2 separate regions of the Homo sapiens genome follow, and region 1 is linked to region 2. Evidence: read pairs that join two places in POLR2A ChIA-PET (ENCODE). Cell type or tissue: OCI-LY7. All regions are shown on one strand. Each heading gives the region's core, and the rest is flanking DNA. Links, peaks and the distances in the headings are about the cores only. Region 1 overlaps UBAP2 (ubiquitin associated protein 2). Region 2 overlaps UBE2R2 (ubiquitin conjugating enzyme E2 R2).

Region 1 (9,126 bases), core at 806-8,805, 160 kb before region 2:
TTCAGCCTGGGTGACAGACCCTGTCTCAGAAGAAAAACCCAAAAAACAGCATACATACCGTAGATGATATATGAGGCATAAAAACATGTAGAGTTGTCATTGTATAACGTAGAAGGTGGTTGGGGGTAAACACATATGTAGAGTTGTTTTTTTTGGAGACAGGGTCTTGCTTTGTCGCCCAGGATGGAGTGTCTTGGCATGATCATGGCTCACTGCAGCCTCTATCTCCCAGGATTAAGGCATCCTCCCACCTCAGCCTCCTGAGTAGCTTGGACCACAGGGATGCATCACCATGCTCAGCTAATTTTTCTTTTTGTAGAGAGGAGTCTTGCTATGTTGCCCAGGCTGGTCTCTTAGGCTAAAGTGATCCTCCTGCCTTGGCCTACTAAAGTGCTGAGATTACAGGTGTGAGCTTAATGCCTGGCCCCATATGTAAAATTAAAAAAAAAAAGTAAAATGAACAACCAAGAAATAGGACATTACTGCTACCTGGAAGTCTCCTGTGTATGCCAGCTCCCAAGGCATTTCTTTTCGCTTTCCTTGAGGTAACCATTACCCTACATTATAGGTTTACTATTCCTTTGTGTTGTTGTTTTAAAATAGAGACAAGGTCTAGCTATGTTGCCCAGGGTGGTCTTGAACTCCTGGACTCAAGTGATCCTCCTGCTTGGCCTCCCAGAGTCCTGGGATTATAGGTATGAGTCACTCTGCAGGTTCTACTGTTCCTTTTTTTTTTTTTTTTTTTGAGACGGAGTCTTGCACTATCGCCTGGGCTGAAGTGTAGTGGCCCGATCTCAGCTCACTGCAACCTCCACCTCCCAAGTTCAAGCGAATCTCCAGCCTCCATCTCCCGAGTAGCTCGGATTATAGGTGCCCGCCACCACGCCTGGCTAATTTTTTGTATTTTTGGTAGAGATGGGGTTTCACTGTGTTGGCCAGGCTGGTCTCAAACTCCTGACCTCATGATCCGCCCACCTGAGCTCCCAAAGTGCTGGGATTACAGGCATGAGCCACCACCCCAGCCTACTGTTACTTTTTTACAATAATTTTACCTTATATGTATATCCGTAAGCAACATATGGTTTAATAGTGCCCATTTTCAGTCTTATTCTCAATGTAAGAATTGTATGATTCTTCTGATGCTTGATTCTTTCACTCTTACATGCTTGAGATTTATCCATGTTGATTTCTTTTTTTTGAGATAGGGTCTCAGTCTGTTGCTCAGGCTGGAGTGCAGTGGCTCGATCCTGGCTCACTGCAACATTCACCTCCCGGGTTCAAGCGATTCTCCTTCCTCAGCCTCCCAAATAGCTGGGACTACAGGTGCCCGCCACCATGCCTGGCTAATTTTTGTATTTTTTGGTAGAGACGGGGTTTCCTTGTGTTAGCCAGGCTGGTCTCGAACTCCTGACCTCAGGTGATCTGCCTGCTTCGGCCTCCCAAAGTTCTGGTATTACAGGCATGAGCCACTGCACCCAGCCCCCATGTAGATTTCTTTTTTCTTTGTTTTGTTTTATAAGACGGAGTCTTGCTCTTTTGCCCAGGCTGGAATGCCAGTGGCACGATCTCGGCTTCTCAGCTCACTGCAGCCTCTGCCTCCTTGGTTCAAGCAATTCTCCTGCCTCGGCCTCCCGAGTAGCTGGGATTACAGACACCTGCCACCATGCTCAGCTAATTTTTGTATTCTTAGTAGAGACGGGGTTTCACCATGTTGGCCAGGCTGGTCATGGACTCTTGTTTGTTTTTTTTTTTTTTTTTGAGATGGAGTTTGCTCTTGTTGCCCAGGCTAGAGTGCAATGGTGCGATCTTGGCTCACTGCAACCTCTGCCTCCTGGGTTCAAGCAATTCTCCTGCCTCAGCCTCCCAAGTAGCTGGGATTACAGGCAGGCACCACCATGCCTGGCTAATTTTTTTTTTTTTTTTTGCATTTTTAGTAGAGCTGTGGGTTCACTATGTTGGGCAGGCTGGTCTCGAACTCCTGACCTCCAGCGATCTGCCCACCTCGGCCTCCCAAAGTGCCGGGATTACAGGTGTTAGCCATCGTGCCCGGCCCGTTGATTTCTTATAGTAGTATGAGGTTACATTGTAAGGATGTGCCATATGTTGTCTATTTCATTGTTGATGGATATTTGTCTCATTTCCAGTTTTTTGAGATTACCAATTTTACTTGTCCTCATGTGGACATTTGCCACCCTGCCCACAACAAACAAAGTCCATTTTCTCAAGACTACATAACTGAGAGTGGAATTTTTGGTTTGTATGTAGGGTATGTGTAACTTTTACTAAGTAATGCTAAAGTGTTTTCCACATGTTGCACAGTTGTTCTCAGGCTTGTCAGCTGAACCACAGAACACAGAAAGTTGAGTTACTATTTTCTCAAATCTGTCAAGGATGGTACATAATGAATTTCATTCTAGGTGTCTGGAAAAAGTTCAGCTTATACACAGAGTGGATGCCCTAAGAATTGGGAATTCATTCTCAAAGACTGAGTGGTTTAAGAGTTCTACATCCTTGCCAACATTTTATGTTGCCTTTTTAGTTTTAGCCAATTGTAGTGGGATGTTCTAGATATATCTTTCATGAACGCCACATAGCTGGATTTTGCTTTGTTAAGTTAGCAACTTGCTAACTTCTTTTTAATTAATTAGAGTGTATCGCTATGTTGGCTGGGCTGGTCGTGAACTCCTGGGCTCAAGTGATCTTCCCACCTCACCCGCACAAAGTGCTGGGATTGTAGGAGTGAGCCATCAGCTAACCTCTTTAACTAGAGCATGGAGACCATTCATATCTGTTGTAATTACAGATATTTTGGATATATGTCTGCCATTATATTTAGTCTTCTAGTTGGCTGGCCTGTGTGTTTGTTTTCTGTCCCTTTTTTTTTTTTTTTTTTTTTTTTGAGACAGAGTCTCATTCTGTCACCCAGGCTGGAGTGCAATGGCGTGGGCTCGGCTCACTGCAACCTCCGCCTCCCGAGTTTAAGGGATTCTTCTGCCCCAGCCTCCCTAGTAGCTGGGACTACAGGCACGTGCCACCACACCTGGCTAATTTTTTTTTTTTTTTGAGACGGAGTCTAGCCCTTGTCGCCCAGGCTAGTGTGCAATGGCGTGATCTTGGCTCAACGCAACCTCCGCCTCCTGGGTTCAAGTGATTCTCCTGCCTCAGCCTCCCAAGTAGCTGGGATTACAGGCATGTGCCACCATGCCCCCGGCTAATTTTGTACTTTTAGTAGAGTCGGGGTTTCTCCATGTTCATCAGGCTGGTCTTGAACTCCCGACCTCAGGTGATCGCCCGCCTCGGCCTCCCAAAGTGCTGGGATTACAGACGTGAGCCACCGTGTGCGGCTTGTATTTTTTTTTTTTTTTTTTTTTTTTTAGTATTTATTGATCATTCTTGGGTGTTTCTCGCAGAGGGGGATTTGGCAGGGTCATAGGACAATAGTGGAGGGAAGGTCAGCAGATAAACAAGTGAACAAGGGTCTCTGGTTTTCCTAGGCAGAGGTCCCTGCGGCCTTCTGCAGTGTTTGTGTCCCTGGGTACTTGAGATTAGGGAGTGGTGATGACTCTTAACTGCCTTCAAGCATCTGTTTAACAAAGCACATCTTGCACCGCCCTTTATCCATTTAACCCTGAGTGGACACAGCACATGTTTCAGAGAGCACGGGGTTGGGGGTAAGGTTATAGATTAACAGCATCCCAAGGCAGAAGAATTTTTCTTAGTACAGAACAAAATGGAGTCTCCTATGTCTACTTCTTTCTACACAAACACAGCAACAATCTGATTTCTCTATCTTTTCCCCACATTTCCCCCTTTTCTATTCGACAAAACCGCCATCGTCATCATGGCCCGTTCTCAATGAGCAGTTGGGTACACCTCCCAGATGAGGTGGCGGCCGGGCAGAGGGGCTCCTCACTTCCCAGAAGGGGTGGCCGGGCAGAGGCGCCCCCCCCACCTCTCGGACGGGGCGGCGGCCAGGCGGAGGCGCCCCCCAACTCCCCAACGGGGCGGCTGGCCGGGCGGGGGCTGCCCCCCACCTCCCTCCCGGAAGGGGCGGCTGGCTGGGCGGAGGCTGCCCCCCACCTCCCAGACGGGCCGGCTGCCGGGCGGAGACGCTCCTCACTTCCCAGACGGGGTGGCTGCCGGGCGGAGGGGCTCCTCACTTCCCAGACGGGGCGGCTGCTGGGCGGAGGGGCTCCTCACTTCTCAGACGGGTCGGCCGGGCAGAGACGCTCCTCAACTCCCAGACGGGGTCGCGGTCGGGCAGAGGCGCTCCTCACATCCCAGATGGGGTGGCGGGGCAGAGGCGCTCCCCACATCCCAGACGGGGTGGCGGGGCAGAGGCGCTCCCCACATCTCAGACGATGGGCGGCCGGGCAGAGACGCTCCTCACTTCCTAGACGGGATGGCGGCCAGGAAGAGGCGCTCCTCACTTCCCAGTCTGGGCAGCAGGGCAGAGGGGCTCCTCACATCCCAGACGATGGGCGGCCAGGCAGAGATGCTCCTCACTTCCCAGACGGGGTGGCGGCCGGGCAGAGGCTACAATCTCGGCACTTTGGGAGGCCAAGGCAGGCGGGTGGGAGGTGGAGGTTGTAGTGAGCCGAGATCACGCCACTGCACTCCAGCCTGGGCAACATTGAGCACTGAGTTAATGAGACACTGTCTGCAATCCCGGCACCTCAGGAGGCCTAGGCTGGCAGATCACTCGCGGTTAGCAGCTGGAGACCAGCCCGGCCAACACAGCGAAACCCCGTCTCCACCAAAAAAATACGAAAACCAGTCAGGTGTGGCGGCGCGCGCCTGCAATCGCAGGCACTTGGCAGGCCGAGGCAGGAGAATCAGGCAGGGAGGTTGCAGTGAGCCGAGATGGCGGCAGTACAGTCCAGCTTTGGCTTGGCATCAGAGGGAGACCGTGGGGAGAGGGGAGGCTTGTATTTTTAATAGAGACAGAGTTTCACTGTGTTGGCCAGGCTGGTCTTGAACTCCTGACCTCATGATCTTCCCACCTCAGCCTCTCAAAGTGCTGGGATTACAGGCAGGAGCCACCGCGCCCGACCTTTTTTTTTTTTTTTTTTTTTTTTTCCCAGGCTGGAGTGCAGTGGTGCAATCCTAGCTCATTGCAGCCTTGAACTCCCCGTGCTCAGATGATCCACCTTAGCCTCTTGGGTACCTGGGACTACAGATTTGTGCCACCGTGCCTAGCTAATTTTTTTTTTTTTTTTTTTTTTGTAGAGACAGGGTTTCATCATATTGCACAGGCTGGTCTTCAACTTCTGGGTTCAAGTGCTCACCTCAGCCTCCCAAAGTGTTGGGATTATAGGCGTGAGCAGCTGCTGTAGGCCCACAAAATGTATTTTTATAGCCTCTTTCCCATCCAGTCGGGGTTTCTGTATTTACATATTGTCACTGAAGTATTTTTATAGCCTCTTTTCCCATCCAGTCAGGGTTTGTGTATTTACATATTGTGACTGAAGTACACTACTGAATGATAATCCTTTTCTCAGATGATTATTTTCTCAATTATTTATCAGATATAATTGCCAGTCAGGTCATCTGATAAGCAAGAAATAACTACTGCTGTTACTTAGTTCAGGTAATTTTCATCAATGCTAAGTAAATTGCTAATTTATTGTAGGATAAAATGTAACTTTTTGGGGCTTTTGGAAAGTCTAAAAATATGTATTCCATGACTGCTATGCCAACCCTAAGTTTTGAAACACTGATGAAAGTTTCCTTTGATTTGTGGGAGTGAGGCAACAATTACATTAGTAAAAACTTAAGGTAGTATATGGGCTGGGCGCAGTGGCTCTCTCCTGTAATCCCAGCTCTTTGGGAGACCAAGGCAAGTGGATCACTTGAGGTCAGGTGTTTGAGACCAGCCTGGCCAACATGGTGAAACCCTACCTCTACCAAAAAATACAAAAATTAGCTGTGTGTGGGCTGGGCGCGGTGGCTCACGCCTGTAATCCCAGCACTTTGGGGGGCCGAGGCGGGCGGATCACGAGGTCAGGAGATCGAGACCATCCTGGCTAAAACGGTGAAACCCCGTCTCTATTAAAAATACAAAAAATTAGCCAGGCATGGTGGCACGCCTCTGTAATCTCAGCTAATCCGGAGGCCGAGGCAGGAGAATCGCTTGATCCCAGAAGTCGGAGGTTGCAGCGAGCCGAGATTGTGCCACTGCACTCCAGCCCGGGTGATAGAGCGAGACTCTCTCAAAAAAAAAAAAAAAAAAAAAAAAAATAGCTGGGTGTGGTGGCACATGCCTATAGTCCCACCTACTTGGGAGGCTGAGGCGGGAGAATTGCTGGAACCCTGGAGGGGAGGCAGAGGTCAGTGAGGTACCTGAGATCGCACCACTGTGCTCCAGCCTGGGCAGACAGAATGAGACCTTGTCTCAAAAAAAAAAAAAAAAAAAAGAGAAAAACTTAAGGTAGTATATTCTCTGTTATTTCTGTGAATGCTAAGTTTACATTACTGCAGATTAGGCCTGAATGATGGTTCTCCCTGCGCAAATGGTATATGCTACTCTATAGGTGTTCACTTGAACGAATATTTATTGCTGCCAGTTGTCAACAATGTTAGATGCTAGAATACAGATGAATAATGTAGGTTCCTGATCTTCAGTTGCTTACATGTTGGTGAGCAGACACACACAGTTTAAATGTGTGTATAGGATTCCAGGGTACTGCTGCCTGTGACAGAGAAAAGCATTGTTGAATTGAGCTTGAGTATTTGGCAAGGATTCCTTGAGCTGGGGAGGCTGAGCCTTAGTTTTCTTAGATTCTTCCTATAGAATCAAGTATCAAGGCTGGGCACGGTGGCTCACGCCTGTAATCCCAGCACTTTGGGAGGCCGAGACGGGCAGATCACCTGAGGTCGGGAGTTTGAGACCATCCTGACCAACATGGAGAAACCCCATCTCTATTAAATTATAAAAAATTATCCGGGCATGGCGGTGGGTGCCTGTAACCCCAGCTACTTGGGAGGCTGAGGAGGAGGAGAATCGTTTGAACCTGGGAGGCGGAGGTTGCAGTGAGCCAAGATCATGCCATTGTACTCCAGCCTGGGCAACAAGAGTGAAACTCCGTCTCAAAAAAAAAAAAAGAAAAAAGTATCAAATTCCTGAAGTTACAATTAAATTGTTAAAACACTTTAAATGTTGTATTCAGAGTTTAGTTTTATTAGAATTTGCTGTTATTTTGCTTTGTTCTATTTTGTTTGAGACAGGGTCTTACTCTGTCACTCAGGAATGCAGTGATGCGATCAGGCTCACTGCAGCCTTAACCTACCTGGGCTCAAGCGATTTCCCCCACTCAAAAAAAAAAAGAGAGAATGTGCAGTATGTCCTTGAGTAAACATGCCTGTGGAACGTGAAGGCAAAAAGGCAGGGACGATTTAGGAGAATACCAAGGCTGGTTTGACCAAGTGTAGGGATTGGAAGGAATAAACAGTTTGCATTTTATTGAGGAGTTGATGGTTTGTGAACAGAAGTTGACAGTTTTTGTTGATAGTGTTTGTTTGTTTCTTTCTTTATTTTTGAGATGGAGTCTCGCTTTATATCCCAGGTTGGAGTACAGTAGCACGATCTCGACTCACTGCAACTTCTGCCTCCCAGGTTCAAGTGATTCTTGTGCCTCAGCCTCCTCTGAGTAGTTGGAATTACAGGCACGTGCCACCACAAACCTGGCTAATCTTTATATATATATATTTTTTTTTTTTTTTAGATGGAGTCTCGCTCTGTCACCCAGACTGGAGTGCAGTGGCGCGATCTCGGCTCACTGCAACCTCCACCTCCCAGGTTCAAGCTGTTCTCCCACCTCAGCCTCCCAAGTAGCTGGGATTACAGGCACCCGCCATCATGCCCGGCTAATTTTTGTACTTTTGTAGAGATGGGGTTCCACCATGTTGGCCAGGCTGGTCTTGAACTCCTGACCTCAGGTGATCCGCCCGCCTCGGCCTCCCAAAGTGCTGGGATTACAGGCGTGAGCCACCGCGCCTAGCCGTATGAAATGTTTTGAATGACAGAGACAGATGAAAGAATGAGAACAGAAGAAAGATTTGACAATTAGGAGACCAGTGGTGACCTAGGGAGTAGCATTTTTCCTACTGTTAGAGTGATAGGGTGATGGAAACCAGAATACAGAAGGTTAAGGAGATGTTTAGTGAGGAAATGGAGGCAGTGAATGTATTCATTTTGTGAAATACAGTTTATGTAGTTGTTGCTTACAAGATAGAACATGAAGTTTCAGGAGTGCTTGGAAGGTAATTTTTCTGAGCCTTTGTTTTTGAGAGTAATCCGGATGTAGAGAACAGTTGAGCGATTCGTTTTTTTTTTGTTTGTTTGTTTGTTTTGAGATTGAGTCTCGCTGTTTCCCAGGCTGGAGTGCAGTGGCGTGATCTTGACTCACTGCAACCTCCGCCTCCCAGGTTGAAGCAATTCTCCTCCCTCAGCCTCTCCAGTAGCTGGGACTATAGGCTCATGCCACTACACCTGGCTAATTTTTGTATTTTTAGTAGAAACAGGGTTTCACCATGTTAGCCAGGATGGTCTTGATCTCCTGACCTCCTGATCCGCCCGCCTGTGCCTCCCAAAGTGCTGGGATTACAGGCGTGAGCCACTGTGCCCAGCCAGTTGAGTGGTTCTTTAGACATATAAGGATGTGGGGTATTTCTCATTAGTGTAGTGTTTTCTTTATTAAGGAATTTTGTATTTGGATTAAAACTGGACCAGATACTTATGTGGCAGGTGTGTTAATGTTTAAATGGATGGCATGACTTTGTTTTGATAGATACATTCTTTAGGTAACAGACATTTTTAAGAAAGTTGCTTTTGGCATGAGTGATTAAGTAATAAGGATGTCAGTAAAATAAAAGCAATATACTTTTACTAAAAAAAGAAAAACCAGGACTTGATATCCTGGATTCATGAGGAAAGTTGAAGAACTATAATGAAAAACTTCTGAAGTATTAAATCAGTATTTATATTTTAGGCTTGTAATAAAACCTAGAGATGATGTAACTGTCTCAAAATGACTTAATAGGTATGTTGAACTTTTATAAATCACTTGTGAAATAAATTGTGAATTTGTGACATTTGAGTGCCAAATGTTGAAATGGTTCCTGCAG
Region 2 (9,126 bases), core at 818-8,817:
AGGTGGATCCCTTGAGCCCAGAATTTCAGACAAGCCTAGGCAAGGTAGCGAGACCCTACTCTACAAAAAATTTAAAAATCAGTCGGGTATGGTGGTGTCTGTGGTCCCAGCTACATAGGAGGCTGAGGTGGGAGGATCACTTGAGCCCAGGAGGTGGGGCTGCAGTGGGCTATGATCATACCACTGCACTCAGGGCTGGGCAGCAGAGGAAGAGCCTGTCTCAAAAAAAAAAAAAGAAAGAAAAAGAAAAAATAAAGGGGTTGGGGGTAGGAGGGGGAAGAGAGGGGGAAGAGAGAGAGAGAGAGAGAGAGAGAGAGAGAGAGAGATTCTTAAGTTGTTAAGTACAAAAACTGTTGATTCTTTGAGACAGGGTCTTGCTCTGTCAGTCACCCAGGCTAGACAGAGTACACTGGGTTACAGCTCACTGCAACCCTGACATTCTGGGCTCAAGTAATTCACCCACCTCAGCCACCTGAGTAGATGGGACTACAAGCATGCATCTCCAAGCCCAGCTAATTTTTTTGTGGGGCTGGAGGTTTCATCATATTGCCCAGGCTGGGTCTCGAACTCCTGGGCTCAAGCAATCCCCACGCCTCGGCCTCCCAAAGTGCTGGGATTTACAGATGTGAGCCACCACAGCTGGCCTGTTCATTCCTTTTGATGACTAAATTTAAGAAGTACAAAAACTGAAATTAAAAAAAAAAATTAAGTGCTGAGCAACAGATTTGAGCAGGTAGAAAAAATAGTGAATTTGAAGATAGGTCAATTTATTGACCTTATTCTTTTTTATTTCTTTTTTTTTTTTTTTTTTGAGACAGAGTCTTGCTCTGTCACCAGGCTGGAGGGCAGTGGTGCAATCTCGGCTCACTGCAACCTCCACCTCCAGGCTCAAGTGATCCTCCTGCCTCAGCCTCCTGAGTAGCTGGGACTACAGGGGCATGCCACCACACCCAGCTAAATTTTTGTATTTTTTAGTAGAGATGGGGTTTCACCATGTTGGCCAGGATGGCGTTGATCTCTTGACCTCGTGATCTGCCTGCCTCGGCCTCCCAAAGTGCTGGGATTACAGACATGAGCCACCGCACTCGGCCTTATTGATCTTATTCTTTTAAGGGGGAGTAGTGGAAATCCCAATTTATAGCTGATTCATCAGGAGTATAGGTCTGCCATAGGCATCCAAAATGGAGGCAGTCTTTCTTGTGGGACTGAGTCCTTAACCTATAGAATCTGATGTTATCTCCAGGTAGACAGTGTCAACAATGAATTGAATTGGAGGACTAAGATAAGAGAGAAACTATAAAATTCTTAAAAGAAAACATAGGTGTAAATCTTCATAACCTTGCATTCACTAAGTTTTGTACACGTGACACCAAAAACACAAGGAACAAAAGTAAAAAGAAATGGGACACAATTAAAATTATTATTATTATTTTTTTGAGGTGGAGCCTTGCTCTGTTGCCCAGGCTGAAGTGCAGTGGCATGATCTCAGCTCACTGCAACTTCCACTTCCTGGGTTCAAGCGATTCTCCTGCCTCAGCCTCTCGAGTAGCTGGGATCACAGGCATGTGCCACCACTCCTGGCTAATTTTTGTATTTTTAGTAGAGATGGGGTTTTGCCATGTTGGCCAGGATGGTCTCAAACGCTTGACCTCAGGTGATCCGTCCACCTCAGACTCCCAAAGTGCTAGGATTACAGGTATCAGCCACTATCCTCGGCACAAGGTTTCTTTTTCAGATGACAAAATGTATTCTAAAATTGATTTTGGTGATGGTTACACAACTTTGTGAATATGCTAGAAACCACTAAACTATATACTTTAATGAATGGGTGAACTGTATGACATATGCATTAAAATCACAATAAAGCTGATTAGGGGGAAAAAAGGCTGGAGCCCAAACACCCAGGTCCCTCAAAGATCTTGATTTCTAAAATATCATTATTTGGCCGGTATGGTGGCTCACGCCTGTAATCTCAGCACTTTTGGAGCCCTAGGCGGGTGGATCACGAGGTCAGGAGTTCAAGACCAGCCTGGCCAAGATGGTGAAACCCCATCTCTAGTAAAACTAAAAATTAGCCAGGTGCAGTGGCAGGTGCCTGTAATCCCAGCTACTCGGGAGGCTGAGGCAGGAGAATTGCTTGAACCCGGGCAGGAGAGGTTGCAGTGAGCCGAGATCGCACCACTGCACTCCAGCCTGGGCGACAGAATGAGACTCCATCTCAAAAGATAAATAAAATAATATAAAATATCATTATTCAATAAAAGGAACCAGGGCCCTTTGGTGAAACACCTGATTCTAGATCTGTGGCAGGAAAAATAAAAGACAAGCCTAGAGCATCTTATAATGCCAAAAAGTAAGTGCTAAAGAAAACAAATTGGAGTATTTCAAAACAGCATAGGAGCCAAACTGCAAGAGCTCCTAATGGCCAAAACTAGAATAATCGAAGCTACAAAATACATAATGTAATACTGTTACCCAAAATATGAAATAAATATAAATGAGTACATACTGATAAGTATTACTGAATGGAAAAATACTGGTGGAGAAGGGTCAAATCTTCCTTACAGTAGTACTACAAATAATCATAATCCACATTCAGGTGGTGAAGTTGAATTCCCCTTTCCTAGAGTGTGGGCTGGATTTAATGACTCACTTTCTAACAATAAAGTATGGAAAGAAATAGTAGCTCTACCGTAGAGAAATCTGGCAGACATGTTAACCAAGTGATCAAGGTTAACATCACTAGCAGTAAATCATATTGGTATCATGACCTCCCTGATATGATGTAGTAAGTAAGGCACTTCATCTTTGTGGTATTCTTCCCCCAAAATCTATAACCCCATTCTAGTCATGAGAAAAACATCAGATAACCCAAATGGAGGAATATTCTACCAAACCTGACCCATCCTCTTCAAAAATTGTCAAGGTCACAAAAAATGAGGAAAGACGGAGAAATCATCAAAGACTGGAGGAGACTAAAAAGACGGGACAACTAAATACAGTGTGATATCCTGAACTGGACTCTGAAATAAGATGATGATATGGAGGCACAGGAGAATACAGAGTGACTGCTAATGAGTATGGGGATTCTTTTTGAGATGATGAAATATTCTGGAGTTAGATGGTGGTGATGGCTGTACAACCATCTGAATATACTAAAAACCACTGAACTATATACTTTAAAAGGGTGAATTTTATGGTATATGCATTATACCTTAATTAATACATTAGTGCAGAAACTGGTGAAATCTAAACTAAACTAACTGGAGATTAGTTAATAAAGCTGGAGTGGCTATCTGAATAACAGAGAAAGTATACTTTAGAACAAAAAATATTATCACAGATAAAGAGGGTAATTTCATAAGGGGATCAATTCACAAAGAAGACATAATATTAACTGTGTGTGCACTGGTAACAACAGAGCTTTAGAACACAAAATGATGTAACTAAAAACTTTTGCCACCAAATGGAAAAATAGAAAAATGCATAATTACAGTTGAAGATATCATCACTTCTCTCTCAACAGTCTAAAGCAGCAGTCCCCAACCCTTTTGGCACCAGGGACTGATTTCATTGAAGACAATTTTTCCATGGACAAGAGGGCGGAGGAGTGGGAAGGGTAGTGAGGTGGGTGTTTCGGGATGAAACTGTTCCACCTCAAGTCATCAGGCATTAGTCAGATTCTCATAAGGAACACTCAACCTAGATCCCTCACATGCCCAGTTCACAACAGGGTTCGCACTCCTTGAGAATCTAATGCCTGAGCTGATCTGACTGGAGGCTGAGCTCACCTCCTGCTGTGCGGCCTACTTCCTAACAGGCCACAGAGTTGTACCAGATCAGTATCGGGTAGGCACCCCTGGTTTAAAGTACAAGGAGACAAAAACTCAGTAAGGATATAGAAGACAATATGCCACTGAACAACAGCAGCATACAAATTATTTTTGTGGACACATAGAACACGCACCAAGACATACCATATTCTGGAACGTACAACATCTATCTACAAAGTTTAAAGAAATGACATAATACATAGCATATTCTTTGGCCACAATGAATTAAGCTAGAAATTCTGATTTTCTAAATTCAAAGATATTTAGTAAATCCCCAAACATTTGGAAATTACGTAACTGTACAAATCACAGTATAAAGAGGAAGCCACAAAGTTACTTAGAAAATTGTTTAATTGAACATGAAAAAAATGACAATGAAAATCTGTAACATACACCTAAAGCAATACTCAAATAGAAATTTTTAGAATTGCCTACACTGGAAAAAATGTAGGTCTCATTTCAATAATATAAGCTTCTACTTAAGAAATGAGAAAAATACAAAATTAGGCCAAGTGCAGTGGCTCACACCTATAATTCCAGCACTTAGGGAGGCCGAGGCGGGTGGATTCCTTGAGCGCAGGAGTTGGAGGGCAGCCTGAGCAACATGGTAAGACCTCATCTTTACAAAAAATACAAAAAGTTGCCAGCCATGATGGTGCACCCCTGAGGTCCCAGCTACTTGGGAGGCTGAGGTAGAAGGATCACTACTTAAGTTTGGGAGGTTGAGGCTGCAGTGAATCATAACCTTGCCACTGCACTCCAGCCTGGGTGACAGAGTGAGACCTTGTCTCAAAAAAACAAAACCAAACAAACAAACAAAATAAAGAGGAAAGGACAGACTATGAAATTAAACTAGAAGCAAGCAGAAGAAAGAGAACTGACATAAAAGCAGAAATCAATTAAACAAAACATCGTCTCAAAAAAAAAAAAAAAAAAAAAAAGTCTTGTGACCAGGCGCCGTGGCTTGTGCCTGTAATTCCAGCACTTTGGGAGGCCTAGGTGGGCAGGTTGCTTGAGTTCAAGACTAGTCTGGGCAAATGGTGAAACCCCATCTCTACAAAAAATACAAAAATTCGCCAAGCATGGTGGACGTGCCTGTAATCCCAGCTACTCAGGAGGCTGAGGTGGGAAAATCACCTGAGCCCAGGAGGTCGAGTCTGCAGTAAGCTGTGATCACGCCACTGCACTCCAGCCTGGGTGACAGAGCAAGACCCTGTCTCAGAAAAAAGTCTTGTTAAGATTACTTAGGGTACTAAGAGAAATCTTTGCAGTGCTGCATGAAAATTTATGTAGAATAGATGATATGCACCAATATAATAAAAGGTAGCACAGATAGCAGTAAAGAACACTGACTCAAGAAGCCAGGACTATCTGGGTTTGAATCCTGACTCTACAACTCAGCTGTTATCTTAAGCGACCCTTACTTAATTTATATTGATCGACTGATTGATTGACTGATTAAGACAGGGTTATGCTGTCACCCAGGCTAGAGTACAGTGGCACAAATATGGATCACTGCCAGCCTTGACCTCGCAGGCTCAAGCGATCCTGCCCCAGCCTCCTGAGCAGCTGAGACCACAGGCCATGACACCATGCCCAGCTAAATTTTTGATTTTTTGTAAAGATTTCACCACTTTGCCCAGGCTGGTCTCAAACTTCTGGGCTCAAGCAATCCTCCCGCTTTGGCCTCCTAAAATGCTGGGTACTCTGTGTAGTCCTAATTAGGGGAAAGGAGTCAGGCTAGTGGGACCGAGGGAAAAGCAATAAAAGAAAGCAGATAAGCCACAAGTCAGCCTTTCTTCATCGTCCAGGACACATAAGTCCTCCTGTGTAAATAACTCACAATCTTCCTGTGCCCAACTATCACCACACACCTGCAAGTTAGCTCACTGCAACCTTGGCATTTTCAGTACTCCACAAAGCCCTCTTCAGCATACAGCATAAACACTATCCTATAAAATCTCTACCAAGCCTTTGTTTCTCTGCAGTTGGCTTCTCTCTGGCAGGCTGCTGGCATCCCTCGCAATGTATTTTCCTATGTTCTCTAATAAATCTGCCTTTTTTTTGTAAATTTGAGACGGGGTCTCACTCTGTCAACCAGGCTGGAGTGCAGTGGTGCAATCTTGGCTCATAGCAACCTCCATCTCCGAGATTCAAGCGATCCTCCCATCTCAGTCTCCAGAGTAACTGGGACTACAGACGTGCACCACCAGGCCTGGCTAATTTTTCATTTAATTTTTGTAGGGACAGGGTTTCACCATGTTTCCAAGACTGGTCTCGAACTCCTGGGCTCAATGATCCTCCTGCCTCAGCCTCTCTAAATGCTGGGATTACAGGCGTGAGCCACTGCACCTGGCCTGCCTTCCTTTACTTACAACTGCCTCAGTAAATTACTTTACTCAGTAAGTTTGGACCTGGGCCACTGGTCCAAACAGCCATCGTTCTCCTGGACAGATTACAGATGTGAGCCGCTGCGTATTGCTCAATTACTTAATTTATATCTCAGTTTCCTCACCAGTAAAAAGGGGATAATAGTACTTATTTAATGCGTTTGTATGAGGATTAAATGAGGTAATGCTTGAACAATGTTTAGAACTGTGCCTGACAAATAAAAGATATAAAAATATAAATAGGTGGATGGGTGCAGTGGCTCACGCCTGTAATCTTAGCACTTTGGGAGGCTGAGGTGGGCGGATCACCTGAGGTCATGAGTTCAAGACCAGCCTGGCCAACATGGTGAAACCCCATCACTTACTAAAAATACAAAAATTAGCTGGGCGTGATGGCAGTTGCCTGTAATGCCAGCTATTCAGGAGGCTGAGGAAAGACGGAGGGAGAGTGGGAGAGAGAGAGAGAGAGAGAGAGAGACAGACAGACAGACAGACAGACAGAGAGGGGCAAAAATCATGAAGGCTGTTTTATATATTGCTAATTTTCACTGTTTTACCTCTTTTACCTACTTGCCCTTAGATTATAATACTACCAGCTTTAGATAAGACAACTGGAAAGATTAATACCAACCTTAAGACCTTGATGATTATGGAATTAGTTTTCTTAGAGCCTTACCAAACCTAATTATATTCCACTTAAATCTTAATAAATATTGGTTAGTAGTATTAATGGGGTTTCTGTATTTTCTCTAAGCATCTAATATTTTGAATTATTCTTGAACTTTCAGCTTTTTGACCATTATCTACTATATAATCTTTTAAAAATACTACCTTCATCACGCTTGTAATCCCAGCACTTTGGGAGGCTGAGGCGGGCGGATCACGAGGTCAGGAGATTGAGACCATCCTGGCTAACAAGGAGTAACCCCATCTCTACTAAAAACAGAAAAAATTAGCCGGGCATGGGTGCCGGGCACCAGTAGTCCCAGCTACTCGGGAGGCTGAGGCAGGAGAATGGCATGAACCTGGGAGGCGGAGCTTGCAGTGAGCCGAGATCGCGCCACTGCACTCTAGCCTGGGCAACAGAGTGAGACTCCGTCTCAAAAAAAAAAAAAAAAAAATTCAATCATAAGTAGTTTTAATGTGACCCTTTTGACTTTATTCTAGAAGTAGTTTTTTTTTTTAAGATGGAGTTTCGCTCTGTTGTCCAGCTCACTGCAACCTCCACTTCCCAAATTCAAGCTGTTCTCTTGCCTCAGCCTCTGGAGTAGCTGGGATTACAGGCATGTGCCAACATGCCTGGCTAATTTTTGTTATTTTTAGTACACTTGGGGTTTCACCATGTTGGTCAGGCTGGTCTCGAACTCTTATTTATTTTATTTGTTTTTTAGATGGAGTCTCGCTATTGCCCAGGCTGGAGTGCAGTGGCACGATCTCGGCTCACTGCAAGCTCCGCCTCCCGAGTTCATGCCATTCTCCTGCCTCAGCCTCCTGAGTAGCTGGGACTAGAGGCGCCCTCCACCATGCCCGGCTACATTTTTTGTATTTTTAGTAGAGACGGGGTTTCACCATGTTAGCCAGGATGGTCTCGATCTCCTGACCTCGTGATCCGCCCACCTCGGCCTCTCAAAGTGCTGGGATTACAGGCGTGAGCCACCGCCCCCGGCCTTATGATTGATTTTTTTAAAGCATCATGCCTAAAGTATGCTTACATTACCACTAGAAGAGGTAACATTGGTTGGTGTGCTTCTGGTAAGGCTATTTAAATTGTACTAAGAACTCCTTCAGCGGAGTTTACAATCCTCAACTATTCAGCTGAAGTTAACATTCAGGGGGAATATCCTGCTGTAATGCTTCCCTGAGCAATTATACAATTTTATCTCTATCTCTATTACTTTACTTATTTTTCAGAACCTTATTAACTGTTTATTTACTTATTTATTTTTGAGATGGAGTCTTGCTCTGTCGCCCAGGCTAGAGTGCATTGGCGCAATCTTGGCTCACTGCAACCTCCGCCTCCCGGGTTCAAGCAATTCTCCTGTTTCAGTCTCTCGAGTAGCTACAGGCGCATGCCACCACACCTGGCTAATTTTTGTATTTTTAGTAGAGACAGGGTTTCACCATGTTGGTCAGGCTGGTCTCGAACTCCTGACCTCAGGTGATCCACCTGCCTTGGCCTCCCAAAGTGCTGGGATTACAGGTGTGAGTCACCATGCCCAGCCCTTATTAAAAATTTAAACATACTATTTCACATGTATATGGTGACCTATAGTTACCTATGTATTACCTCATACACATATTTAATACTCCTACTTCAGCCAACTTGTCACTGAAATTTCTTCCCTTTTTGAAATTTTATGAAATAAGATATAACTTGCTATTAACATATGAATATAAGATCTCATACCATTTCAGTTATATTCACAGAACAATATAATGATTTTAAAAGAAGAAGGGAAGGTACTAGAATCAGTAGCCCTGTGTTGTAGCCCTGGCATGATTCTTGACTATTTAATTTACATTTTTCTATCTTTTATTTGTCAGGCACAATTCTAAGCATTGTCTTTGCTAGGCCTCTGACCTTAGGTCAACTCATTTAAATCTCTGGATTTCAAGTTCCTTTTTATGTAAAATGGCAAAAAACACTGACCCTAGGGAGTTATCATGAGGATCATATACAAATTTTAAGAGAAACTTCAAAAATGGATCCCAAGACACAATTATTTTTTAATTTTTAGAGACAGGGTCTCACTATGTTGCCCAAACTCAAGACCTCAAGTGATTTTCCCACCTCAGCCTACTGAGTAGCTGGGACTACAGGGGTGTGGCACCACGACTGGCTCCAAGATAATCTTAAATCATCAAATCAAAGGTTAAATCATTATCATTGTATTGAGGAGCAT

The links. ChIA-PET counts read pairs that join two places held together with the same protein. Peaks named below come from ENCODE experiments on the same cell type or tissue, not always from the same donor. Only the 100,000 strongest peaks of a DNase experiment are listed, where the experiment ranks them.
Region 1: POLR2A ChIA-PET joins it to region 2 with 5 read pairs; 3 of 35 experiments call an interaction of 5 or more read pairs at or near these places.

The regions. Positions count from the first base shown.
Region 1 is chr9:34,034,097-34,043,222 of GRCh38, reverse strand. All of the region lies in intron 1 of UBAP2 (ubiquitin associated protein 2), which reads left to right. Among named protein-coding and RNA genes, the nearest start is that of UBAP2, 10 kb to the left of the region's middle. RefSeq lists an enhancer at 8,990-9,126. In OCI-LY7, for the core only: no CTCF peak of the experiment used is centred there; no DNase peak of the experiment used is centred there.
Region 2 is chr9:33,875,399-33,884,524 of GRCh38, reverse strand. All of the region lies in intron 1 of UBE2R2 (ubiquitin conjugating enzyme E2 R2), which reads right to left. Among named protein-coding and RNA genes, the nearest start is that of SNORD121B, 54 kb to the left of the region's middle. In OCI-LY7, for the core only: no CTCF peak of the experiment used is centred there; no DNase peak of the experiment used is centred there; H3K27ac peaks cover 2,130 bases.